Linked DNA regions of Homo sapiens: all the other regions are linked to region 1. Evidence: chromatin contacts called from ENCODE Hi-C or POLR2A ChIA-PET data. All regions are on one chromosome and are shown on one strand. Each heading gives the region's core, a stretch centred on a gene start or an enhancer-like site at or near the end of the contact. The rest is flanking DNA. Distances are from core to core; before and after follow the strand shown.

Region 1 (4,044 bases), core at 1,139-3,638:
GCAGGCAGGTGATCACCTGAGGTCAGGAGATCAAGACCAGCTTGGCCAACATGGGGAAACCCTATCTCTACTAAAAATACAAAAATTAGCCAGGTGTGGTGGCGTGCACCTGTAATCCCAGCTACTCAGGAGGCTGAGATGGGAAAATCGCTTGAACCCAGGAGGCAGAGGTTGCAGTGAGCCAAGATCTCACCACTGCACTCCAGCCTAGGTGATAGAGCAAGATTCCGTTTCAAAAAAAAAAAAGAAAAGAAATGCATGCCCATTGTAGAAAAATTATAAACAAAAGCACCAGAAAAGAAAATTCCCAAGAAATACTTTCATCTTTTTGAATTTATCCTTCTAATCTTTTTTATTGTCACCAGGTTGGAGTGCAGTGGTGCCATCTCGGCTCACTGCAACCTCCACCTCCCAGGTCCAAGCAATTATCCTGCCTCAGCCTCCCAAGTAGCTAGGACTACAGGCGCCCATCACCATGCCGGGCTAATTTTTGTATTTTTAGTAGAGACGGGGTTTCACCATATTGGCCAGGCTGGTCTCGAACTCCTGACCTTGCGATCTGCCCACCTCGGCCTCCCAAAGTGCTGGGATTGCAGGCATGAGCCACCGCGCCTGGTCTTTTTTTTTCTTGAGATGGAGTCTCGCTTTATCACCCAGGCTGGAGTGCAGTGGTGTGATTTCGGCTCATTGCAACCTCTACCTCCTGGGTTCAAGCGATTCCCCTGCCGCAGCCCCCCAAGTAGCTGGGATTACAGATGCCCACCCCTGTACCTGGCTAATTTTTGTATTTTTAGTAGAGACAGAGTTTCACCATGTTGGCCAGGCTAGTCTCGAACTCCTGATCTCAAGTGATCTGCCAGCCTTGGCCTCCAAAAGTGCTGGGATTACAGGCATGAGCCACCGCGCCCAACCGGCATAATTTTTAATAGTGGCTCAGTATCCATTGCATGGAGTGGGGGTCATGATTTTTTTTGTTGTTTTACTTTTTAAAAATTGTTTGTAGAGACAGCGTCCCACTGTGTTGCCTAAGCTGGTCTCAAACTGCTAGGTTCAAGTGCTCCTCCCACCTCAGCCTCCCAAAGTGCTGGGATTATAGGCATGAGCCACTGCGCCAGTCCTGTATTTTGATTTTTTTTAAGTAACCCCCTAATGTTGTACAGTTTGGTTGTTTCCAGTTTTTCACCATCAATAGCAATAAACATCTTTGTATGTATCCTTCTGCTCATATCCCTAATTATTTTTTTAGCACTCACAAGTAGAATTTTGCATCTAAGGAAGAGCTACATTGTCAAGACTTTTGCTATTCATTGCCAAATTTCATTAAAAAGTTGTACAAATACACACCACTGGCAGCAGTGTATGAGAATGCTATAATAAAGGCTTTGGGCCAAGTTGACAATTATGAGCAAAAAAAAAAAAAAAAAAAAACAAAATCAAGAAGATAAGTGTTTGCTAAAGGCTCACCCTACGCCAGCTGTGTTTATTTGTTGAACTCTATCACCATGTTCCTTGGCCCAAACACTGAAGGTCCTTTAGATTCTTAGTTTATTTAGTGCCTCTTTCAACACTCTAGTACTTTGACCCCAGTCTTATCTGAAGGAAAGAGGATTTCTGGTAAATAGTTTCCAATTTGGAAACTCAACCCAAGCACTTCCATCCCTCATCCCAGTGTGGACCACCTCTGTGGTTTTAACTGCTGGGGATGAGTCAGAAAGTGATGCTGGCTGAGTTGGAACTGAGAACTGTAATGCTTATAAGAAATAATAGAGAAGGTTTGAGGTGAAAAAGTCATGTTCCGAGGTACAAAGGAAAAACCAATAACAACCCAGAGTTTGGAGTTTCATTCTGCCCTGCTCTGATAATATCACTATGGTGATGTTCTCCATAAACAATTGCAAAATAGCAAGATGAAAAGGAACAAGCAAGTTCCACCCAGGCGATCTGGAGTTATTTTAGGGATCAAGGCAGTGTCATCTGGGGTAAATATGGAATGCAAAATCTGTTCTTGTAATAATCATCCCCTTCTTTTGTGAGGCTGAACAAAGACCTGGCAAATCAGTCGTTTTGTGCTCAAAGAAGCACTGACCCAGTGTTCTCAGGGCCAAAGAGAAAGTGAAGCCAAAACAATGGAAATGATGGTTAATAACAGATGCTGGAATTATTCTTCTCACACCCATGGACTCTGAGACTCCACTGAGCCTGGTGTGGAGTCCAAGCGGGTGGAACAACGGTGATGTTCTTGGGTAGGGTTGGCCCAGTTGAGAGGCTGGGATCGGGACCCCAGGTTGCTGAGCTCGGTTGCCTGCCCTTGACCTTGATTCTTGGGCCAGAGTCGGTGGAGGGAAGCATCTTCAAGGCCACGGTCTGTCTCTGGGGCATCACCATCTGCTGCAGATGACATTTACTGCTCCTATCCTCATGCTATTCTCTTTGAACCCCTGACTCAGCGAGCCCCAGTCCAAAAAGCAGAACTAGCTATTTTTTGCATCAAGAAAAAGATGTCAGGCAATACACTTGCCGAATTCTTTGCTGACCCTGAAACGCTTCCTCTTTGCACTTAACTCCTGTTCTTCCTTTATTCTCTTTGCTGCCTTCTCTTCTAGACCACTAAATTGCAAGCGCCGCTATCTTCTCCAATGAAGATGCTCAAGGGAAGGGCTGTACTCAGCCATGGAGGCTGGCACAGTGCCTGGGGCACGCAAGTTTCTCCATAAATGTCAGCTCATAGGAGGTGAATTCAAAATCCCATGCCTACCCTAAAATGGACATTTCTCCGGCAGATCTGAGACTGAGGCTATTTGTTCATTCATTCAACAAATATTTATTGAGCACCTACTAGAAACCAGAATTTGTGCTAGGGACTGGAGCTGTAAGGGAAACAAGATTCCAGGGCCCTGTCCTTATGGAGATTACATTCTTGTACACTGTAATGCAAGTGGTGAGCACAGCTTCCATCTTGTCACAGTGGTGAGCACAACCTACTTCTCTGACCATTGGACAAAAAATTGCACTCCCCACTTACCTTGTCTTATTTTATATTTCTTTGTTGCTGATCTTTCAGTCTTTGCATGCAAAAATGTATCCTCTTTGAGGGTGCTTTATGATGTTCATTGCTGAATCCCAAGCACCTAGAACCACTTCTAGCATCCAGCAGGTGTGTTGGTCTATTTGGGCTGTTATAACAAACTACCATGGACTGAGCATTTTATAAACAGCAGAAATTTACTTCTCACCGTTCTGGAGGCTGGCAAGTCCAAGATCATGGCGCCAGCAGATTTGGTGTCTGGTGAACGCCCTATTCCTGGTTCACAGGTGGTGCCTTCTCACTGTGTCCCCACATGGTGGAAGGGGCTGGCTAGTGCCCTATGGTCTCTTTCATAAGCACACTGATCCCAATCCTGAGGTCACCACTCTCATGCCCTGATCACTTCCCCAAATGCCCACCTCCTAATACCTTGGAAGTGAAGATTTTACATATGAATATTAGGGACACAAAAACATTCAGACCATAGCAAAGTGTTCAACAAATACCTGTCAAATCAATTTATTTAATAAACTCTGCAATCTTCTAGAACTTTCTAGCACAAATCTCCAGGGAATGAGCTGAGAACTCCAGAAATTCATAACTACAAATTACAACTACCCAGGACTTTCCAGATTACAAAGGAGGGAGGTGCATGGGAAGGAGCCTTCGCCTCTCTTGAGTCCTGGGTTCCTTCTTGTAAAATAGAAACAATAACACCTACCTTTGGGGCCTGTTGTGAGGATCGGATGAAGTAATGGGTGGGAATTACTCAGCCCAGAACCTGGCAAGCAGTATTTGCTCCATGCCTGGGGACAGTGCTATTGTTTATTATTTGAGCGTCCCAATTCTGTGTGGACTTTATTATTAGCTTGGCCATTTAACTGACACAGAAAACAGGACTAACGGGGGTATACTAATTTGCCGAGGGTAGCTCAGGAGGGACTAGAACCCCAGCTACATACACCCATGGGGCTGAATTCCAAACACAATGCCTTATCTACCACCCCAGGGGTGCCACC
Region 2 (4,044 bases), core at 835-3,334, 110 kb after region 1:
CAAAGCACAAATACAGCTTTATTAGACACAAGACAACTCTAGGAAAATATTGATTACATTTTAAAGCAAAATGGTCTAGTTAAGCAGCAAGTCTGAAAGGATCCTCTATTAAAAAATATATATATATGTATATATATACACATACACACACAGCAAAGCCCGATGTGTCATATAAACAATTACTGATGTCAATGAAATACAGTCAACTGTGCAAAGGGTAGGAAAAAACTGGTTCTGATTTTCAGCTGTGGCTTATCCACAGTGTGATCCTACGTAGCCAGTGAGTTGTATTTTAATAAAGGATTAGCTATTATACTACACTTTTTTTTTTTTTTGGCAAGGTCTCACTCTGTTGTCCAGGCTGCAATACAGTGGTATGATCATGGCTCACTGCAGCCTCAACTCCCAGGCTAAAGTGATCCTCCCACCCAAGCCTCCTGAGTAGCTGGGAGCACAGGCATGCACCATCATGCCTGGCTGATTTTTATTTATTTATTATTATTATTATTATTTTGTTTTGTTTTTGTTTTTGTAGAGATGCAGTCTGACTGTGTTGCCCAGGCTGGTTTCAAACTCCTAGGCTCAAGCGATCCTCCCATCTTGGCCTCCTAACGTGCTGGGATTACAGGCATGAGCTGCTGCACGCAGCCTGTATTACACCTCTGAAATCTTTTATCAGGGAGGTGGCAGAACTTACTACCACTTAGTGTATTCCATGTCAGACACTATTAGAGACTTTCCATTTTTCTAATGTAGCAACCCTGTAAGGTTGTTTTCACTCTACAGATGAGCAGGTTGAGGCTGGGTAGGGTTGACTAATTGGCCTGGGGTCAGAGAGCTGACTTGTAGGGACTGGAGCAGCGGTTTGGGCCCGGCCTGTCTTGCTGCAGCATCAGTGCTCTAACCACTCACTCAGCAGGAGAGTACATCCAGCATTTATTTAGAAATTGGATCCTTTCTTTCAGACATGTAAGAATGAAGAAGTTGTCTGGCACAAGGCTTCTAGGATCTTAAAGACTGGTAATTCCTGTAGCTTCTCATATTTGTGAACTGCCAGTTGAATATGGTACTTAAGTTTTTGCTCATGCATCTTGATGTAAGTTATACAAAATAAAATGGAGTTACTTTGCTATTTTAACTAATCTTTTAGATGTAGATAAAATGTAGCACTGACAACTATACCTTAGGCTTATGAATATAGGAGCCTTGTTGAAAATGTTACATGTAAGCTGGAGTGAGGTCTTAATAATTGCCATAAGTTATTGATAGATGAAATGGGTCTATAGTCTTTTTTCCCCTATGATCTATTATAGAAATATTTCAAAGTGAATTTCTGTTTCTGTTCCTCTTCAGTGAGTTGTTCTTCCTTCATTGAAAGTCCATAGGCAATTGGAACTTTTGTGAAGTTGGTCGTACAGGAGCATATATGACTACAGCTCATTCTGTTAGGGGCTAACATCCAAAATACATTGCTGCCCAAAGACTGCAATCAGATTATATAGCCTACTTGTTAATTCCTGCTGATTATGTTTGCTTCTAATTATTTGCAGTGAGGTAAAGCTTTATGATCTGTGGCATGGTGAGAACAAAGATTTTTTTAAAAGTAAAATACAGTTGCATTGAGCAACTAGAAATTGTCCATAACTGTAATGGACAACAACATACATTTTCCCCCTTTTATTACCAAAAGGTGGCTTAAGGTGTACATTGCTGCACCTCCATTGGTTGTTCTCCTTTTAAATTTGTTGTAAAATCCTCTTAGGCATAAGATAAGGCCTATTATTTTATGTATCTGATCAGTATTGTATTTATAGTTCATGGGCGCAGAGTTTTCTGTTCTTTTTACTGTTAAAATATCATCCGATGAAATGTTAAGGAATTGCTCCTTCTTAGAAATGTGTGTTTATCTACTAGCCGGTTTTATGATGTTCTGTTGGGCACTAGGCATGCATTAAATTGCATGGTTAGATTGATTCAGAGTAATTTCATTTTAGAGGAGTATGTGCCAATTCTTTTTCCTCTCCAAAAGGCATGGTTTCAGAGCATGGCCCTGTGCCTAATGTTAATTCCATAAGGCTCCTTTGTTATGCTCCCCACCCCCTACCACACACCCGCAACTGGCCTTTGCCATGAGGAAGATGTGTACCTATAATCAGGCATTTCTTTACTTTAGGGTTATTTGTCATGTCAGACAGCATGGACTTTTGAGAACAGGCTTAAGCTAGGGAAGGCAAAGTTATATAAACTGTATTCATTGTTAAATATTTGCTTCCAGGGAAGGTGAAAAATGCTTTGTACTTTTTCCTTTGGCTTTTTTCCCTCAAAAGAGCTTGTCATGCAACAGCAACAAAAAGTGGCCAAAGGCAGAGAAAACTCTTCTCTTTTCCATGTTGGTTTGTTTTTATTGTAAGACAAACCTTTCATGTTTTATTGTTATGAAGTTTAAACCTGGCCTAGAGGTGCCAATCTTTAGTGGAAACAGCTGCAGAGTTGGTGTCCCCCGATCAGGTGGGACTTCTTTGAAGCAACATGTTGCCTTTTAAAAGAGAATTGTGCATGTGAGAACTTGAATCTGTAAAACTCATCAGCAGTTCCACCATTGTTTATCTTTTAAGTAACTGAGATAGCTAACTTTAAGTAAAACATTGCAATTAAAAATCGTTTTCTGAATTATTTTTTTTCCAAAGAGAATAGCCTTATTACTTTTTGTCTTAAAAATACAGAAATGAGGGAAAAATCACCTTTAAGAATTGAAGATACAGCAGCCCAGTTGAACTAAGACCATAGAGCACATTCTTTGATAACTCCTTTTTGCTGGTCTGAACTGTTGATTCTTACTTCATATTTATACTTGCAGATAAATGCCTATAATAGGAGCAAAACTGGGTGGTTGGGCATATATCTGAATTCTAGAGATTAAGATTTTCTACTTGATATTGATGGATGTGGAAGCATTGCTCATCTTTTTGATTGAGTGGTACGGTTAGCAATGGAGTCGGCATCATTCTTGGTCTACTGCTAGGAAAAGTTGAGCATCAGAGAGCTTTTTCTCCTTGGGGGAAAATAGAAGAGACAGGCATGGAGTCAGAGGGACAAGAAAAATGCTGAAATATTTTCCTTTGGGGCTTTTGATTTCTTTGCCAAAAAATTGCCTCCAGATGGAGAAGAGCAAAAGCTCTGATTGTAAGCCATTATGTTTTTACTGGCTTATCTCCCCATTCCGTTGCCTGGTTTGGAATCTGTAAGCTAGTCCAAATCCTTTACCTCATTTTCTAGTACCAATTTACTGTCTTACTCATCTTCCAGCTGCAAGGAGTGAGGCAAGTCGCCTTAAAATTGAACCCTGTACCATTTTATAAACCAAGCAACAGCAGAGTCTTGCCAAGGAATATCAGTATCAATGGCTTCCATGTCCCTGAGGTTCTTGAATCACACCTACCAGGTCAACTTCTTGTGTCTGTGACTTGTGCGGTAGGATTGGTCTGGGAATGAATCTAACAGGCCCTTTTGGCTTTGTGAAGACTTGTTACTACCCAGGTTGTCTAGCATTCTGAGCTGTATGGGGAGCACAGTCATATTTTGGCTGTATTTCACTGGCAGTAGAAATCTTGACATTCCAATTTCCCTTGAGGGGTAGTAATTGTTTAGGGGTTGAAACTGGAGAGGAATCCAACATCTGGACATGGCAGGTACAGTAGCATTGGAGTCTGGCAGACTTGAGCCCAGATGACTGTTCCGCAACTAACTAAACAATATCCTTGGGCAAGTCATTTTCTTCATCTGGGGCTCTGGAGGGCCGTCTTTTTCCTCTGCCTAGATATTCTGGCTTGTGTGATAGCTCAGCCTTTAGGAATTGTTCTGGATTACTGCTTTTTATCTTCCTCAAAAAGTAGCCATCACTCCAAGTGCTGAGGTGACAAGGGGAGCGTCCTGTTGGCACTATCTCATGTTTTGGCTGTGGTATCCCTCTTTGAGGTGGGTAGGAGAGCCCAGGATGCTGGAGGCTCCTTGCCAGCAGTGTAGAGAGGGTCCACTCTAGAACAG
Region 3 (4,044 bases), core at 1,021-3,520, 69 kb before region 1:
GATCACTTGAGCCTAGGAGTTCAAACCAGCTTGGGCAACACGGTAAAACCCCGTCTCTACAAAAAATACAAAAATTAACTGGGCATGCCTGTAGTCCCAGCTATTTGGGAGGCTGAGGTGGGAGGACAGATTGAGCCTGGGAGGTCGTGGCTGCAGTGAGCCACGATTGTGCCACTGCACTCCAGCCTGGGGGACAAAACACCCAAAAGGCAGGAGAGTGGGTAGCCACAGAACAAGGGGCCTGATAATCAAGTCAGTCAAAAAGTTTTTTTTTTCCTTTCTGTCTCAAAGGAAAAAAAAAAACACACTCATTATAATATGGAATTAAACATATACACGCACACTCTCACTTATGTAAGTTAACATTCCCTAAAGGCATGAGAGTGGGTAGCCCCGGAACATGGGGCCTGAAAATCAAATCAGTCAAGGCCGCTCCTTTTTGGTTCTTTTGGGTAAGCCAAAATGATCTTTACTAGTGGAAACATTATTCCTCCATCAACAGACAAGTTTCCTGAGAGCTGGTGAACATCTTGCCAACAAGACATATTTCGCAAGCTCAAAACCTTTCTTTCCATCCCCAATCAAACGCTGAGTGTTATGTCTCAAGAAGAAAGCTGGCTGAGGAAGGAGCTTAACATCCTTCCATGAGCAAAAAGAATTAAAGAAAGGGAAGCAACAAGTTCCAGTTCCAAAATAGCTTTTTGATAACTAGGAACTAAGCCCAGCCCTGGACAGTATTACTGACTCTCACCACCACCTAAAGCAGGCTCTGCCAAACACAGCACAACAACCAACTGCTACTAACAACTTTCACTAAGCAGGTAGTGCACGGCAGGCGCTGACTTAGGGCTTAAAACACAGCTATAATAGTAATAGCTAAAACTTATTAAGCCATTCTTCTAAGTGCTTTATATGCCAATATCTCATGTAATCTTAAAAATGAACCAAGGAGTTAAGTGCCAGTATCAGTCTCAGATGCAGAAACTGAGGTACGGAGAGAGTGGTGAGCTTACACATTTAAATGGATGGCAGAGCTGGGGTTCAAAGGCAGGTGCATCTGACCCCAGAACCTGTGTGCCTACTCAATACTCCACAGAGCCCAGCAGCTGGGCCACCTGTGCTAAGAACCACTGCCATCTCTTTGTTTTAAAGTCTCCAAAAGAAGAGGAGCGGGTTATTTAGCACCTACTTTTGCACAGTTGAGTCACAAGTGAGGAAGGCAGCACCGCTCTCTAGTTAAGGATACAGGTTGGAAAGCAAGATTGTCTGCATTCAAATCCTGACTCCACCGGGTCCCAGCTGTGTGACCTTGGACAAGTCACTAAACTCTTCTGAGCCTCGAGTTCCCCCATCTATAAATGAGGGTAGTAACACAGTAGTCACCCCTTATCTGCAGTTTTGTTTTTTGGCAGTTTCAGTTACCTGTGGTCAACCATGGTCTGAAAATACTAAGTGGAAAATTCCACAAACAATTTGGAAGTTTTAAATTTCACGCCGTTCTGCGTGATGAAATCTCATGCCTTCCCACTCCATCCTGCCTGGGACATGAATCATCTTTTTGTCCCGCGTATCCACACTGTACAAGCTATGTACCCGTTAGTCACTCAGGAGCCAGCTCGGTTCTCAGATCCACTGTCATGGTGTCACAGTGCTTGCGTTCAAGTTACCCTTATTTTGCTTCATAATGGCCCTAAAACACAAGAGTAGTGATGCCAGCAATTCAGATATGCCGAAGTGAAGACAAAAGGGCTTCTTTAAGTGCAATTTCTCAATTTAATAAAGGAAGGGAAAAACTATATGCGGAGACTAAGATCTATGGTAAGAATGAGTCTTCTATCTAAAATTTTGAAGGAAAAGAAATTTGTGCTAGTTTTGCTGTCACACCTCAATGCAAAGCATATAGGGTTCGATATTATCTGTGGTTTCAGGCATCCAATGGGGGTCTTGGAGTATATCCCCCATAGCTAAGGAGGGACAACTGCTATACATACATTATACTGTTATTTTAAGGATTATGTGGGGGTAATCCTCATTCAGCATCTGGCACATACCTGGGACATAGTCACTGCTCCATAAATTCTACATGTTAAGTCAACAGAAAAGAGGAAGAAACAAGAAAGTAAAAGCATATAATCTAACAATTTCACAACAAAGGCCTCGCTGGCCTTCTGCCAACCTCCAGAAAACAGTGCTGGACTCTGTGTACCCGCAGTGTGGCTGGGACTGCAGACACCAGGAAGACCTTGGGACCTGTGGAGCCTGGATGGTTCAGTTGTCTGAGCCAAGGAGGGCTGGATTAGGCTCAGTGATCGAAGCTGAGCAAGTTTCAGCACATACCTCTACAAAGTGGACGCCCAGGGATGGCTGATATGATGATTCTTTAGGAAGCCAAATGCTCAGTTTCTCAGAAAGGTGTTTTCCTGTTTCATGACAGATAAAAAGGTTTCTCATCCAGACAAATAAATCTGCTGACTGAGAGCTTTCATTAAAAGCAAACAGTCTTGCAATAAGGAACCGTAAGCTAGGAAGGCCTTCCATGAATATATGAAATGTCACAAGTCCTCAGCCTGTGTCTGAGAGTGAGAGAGGGAGAAATTTGAGAAGGTGCTGACCAGCTCAAAGACTGGGATATCATAACCCTAACAACATCCAGTCAGTACATTCCTCACCTACAAACGAAAATCACAGGCAAGGCCACGCACCGCTGAGTCCCAGGAGACACACCTTCCCAAATAAGTGTTTGGGTGGGTTGCTGTTAACTTCCAATAAAGCAGATAAATGTCATCAATTGCTTCCTGTCTTCAGGTCTTGTCAATACAGAATGCTAAGTCCGCTAGCCTCGAAAGCCTGTGTACCTTCCACAGTCTTAAAGACTTGATGGGAAACTGGAAAAGCAATCAGGAACAGAACACCATGGGCACGAGACTCATTCCAGGTACTGTCACAGCAAGATACCCTTCTAGTATTCCAAAGCTAGGAACACACCTCCCCTTGCTCCCGCCAGCCCAGGGAAACCGAATAAGCTGTTTACCAGGGACCCCAGCAAAGCGAGCCTCAAAACTCACCAGTGGGAGAACTTCATGACACAAAGAGAAAACATTGTTGCTTTCATTTGCCAATTTTTAAATACTTAGCTCATAAGTTCTGTGACCAAAACTAATAGAAGGCTCGGGAGGAGAGCTCGGAAAAGCAGAGGGGGTTGTTTTCCTAGGCTCCTTCCTCTAACACGAAGGTGGAAATCAATTCGCTTTCCCCTTCTAACCCTTGAATCCCTGGAGAACGATCGTATTTGGATGGCCTACGAATGCTCAGCTTTCCAGTAGTGCCCCAGACGAGGAATCCATCCATCCAAGTATTGTTCTTACCTCCCACTACCTCCTACGTCAGGGGAGGGGACCGGGCACATGGTTCCGAGGTCATGCTCCTCACTTAGAGGATCGTGGGAATGCTTACGGAAACACTTGTCACGGCGCTGCCAGCTGGAATCGCTGCTTAAGAAGAGGCTGGAAAACTAGGGAGTGCGCGATCAGAGACGGGAGGCTGGGGAGAGCAGGGAGGCAGATGTTGTGTGTTATCACTGAAACAAACACAAGCCATCCAGTTGTGCACTTCAGCTACGTGCGGCTTAGCGTACTTCGATAATGCCTCCAGAAAGTCAGGGAAAGGAAATACAGAGGAAGCTGGGCCTCTCTTCTACCACCTCGAAACTGTCCTGCTGCCAAACAGATCTGGGAAAGCAGGTTTTAATGAGAAAATTCAATTAAGAAATAAACTTAAGTAACCCCATAGCATGCTGAGTGAAGAGAGGAGCCTTTCTCAAGTGTCTTAGTGCCGAGGAGTGGACCAAGGGGCTCTGAAAAATGACCAATGAGGCTTCCCGCCACTCAGAGGAAGCCAAGCTCAGAAAGGCCACGAAGACCATCCTCGCTTAAGCGCGGGGCCAGATTCCAAGGCCAGGTCTGCTCCGCCTCATCCATTTCTTGTGCTGCTTCCCAGTGAGACTCAGCAGAGGACACACGAGGCCACATGAGGTACTCACATCAG

What was found. Hi-C counts contacts between places; a loop is a spot of excess contacts on that map. ChIA-PET counts read pairs that join two places held with the same protein, here RNA polymerase II (POLR2A). Pooled maps may share reads with other maps.
Region 2: a map of tibial artery shows a loop between it and region 1 (2.7-fold over the local background). The contact joins two enhancer-like sites. A Hi-C loop is called at or near these places in 1 of 168 maps with a recorded cell type or tissue (tibial artery). POLR2A ChIA-PET finds 5 or more read pairs at or near these places in 9 of 52 experiments (CD4-positive, alpha-beta T cell, CD8-positive, alpha-beta memory T cell, RWPE1 and 6 more).
Region 3: a loop to region 1 is called in a pooled map, with 2.3 times the contacts of the local background. The contact joins two enhancer-like sites. A Hi-C loop is called at or near these places in 2 of 168 maps with a recorded cell type or tissue (CD14-positive monocyte and endothelial cell of hepatic sinusoid) and 4 of 50 pooled maps. POLR2A ChIA-PET finds 5 or more read pairs at or near these places in 8 of 52 experiments (A549, A673, AG04449 and 5 more).

What each region holds. Positions count from the first base shown.
Region 1 is chr1:19,503,452-19,507,495 of GRCh38, forward strand. The region is part of intron 1 of LOC105376819 (a long non-coding RNA gene); the gene reads left to right. Among named protein-coding and RNA genes, the nearest start is that of CAPZB, 20 kb to the left of the region's middle. Within about 2 kb of position 2,389, at least 18 of the 41 ENCODE cell types and tissues checked have a DNase peak (open chromatin) inside an H3K27ac peak, as active enhancers do; they include CD14-positive monocyte, where a contact is called at or near this core.
Region 2 is chr1:19,617,792-19,621,835 of GRCh38, forward strand. All of the region lies in intron 1 of MICOS10-NBL1 (MICOS10-NBL1 readthrough), which reads left to right. All of the region lies in intron 1 of MICOS10 (mitochondrial contact site and cristae organizing system subunit 10), which reads left to right. Among named protein-coding and RNA genes, the nearest start is that of MICOS10-NBL1, 23 kb to the left of the region's middle. Within about 2 kb of position 2,085, at least 4 of the 41 ENCODE cell types and tissues checked have a DNase peak (open chromatin) inside an H3K27ac peak, as active enhancers do.
Region 3 is chr1:19,434,706-19,438,749 of GRCh38, forward strand. All of the region lies in intron 1 of CAPZB (capping actin protein of muscle Z-line subunit beta), which reads right to left. Among named protein-coding and RNA genes, the nearest start is that of CAPZB, 49 kb to the right of the region's middle. Within about 2 kb of position 2,271, at least 29 of the 41 ENCODE cell types and tissues checked have a DNase peak (open chromatin) inside an H3K27ac peak, as active enhancers do; they include CD14-positive monocyte, where a contact is called at or near this core.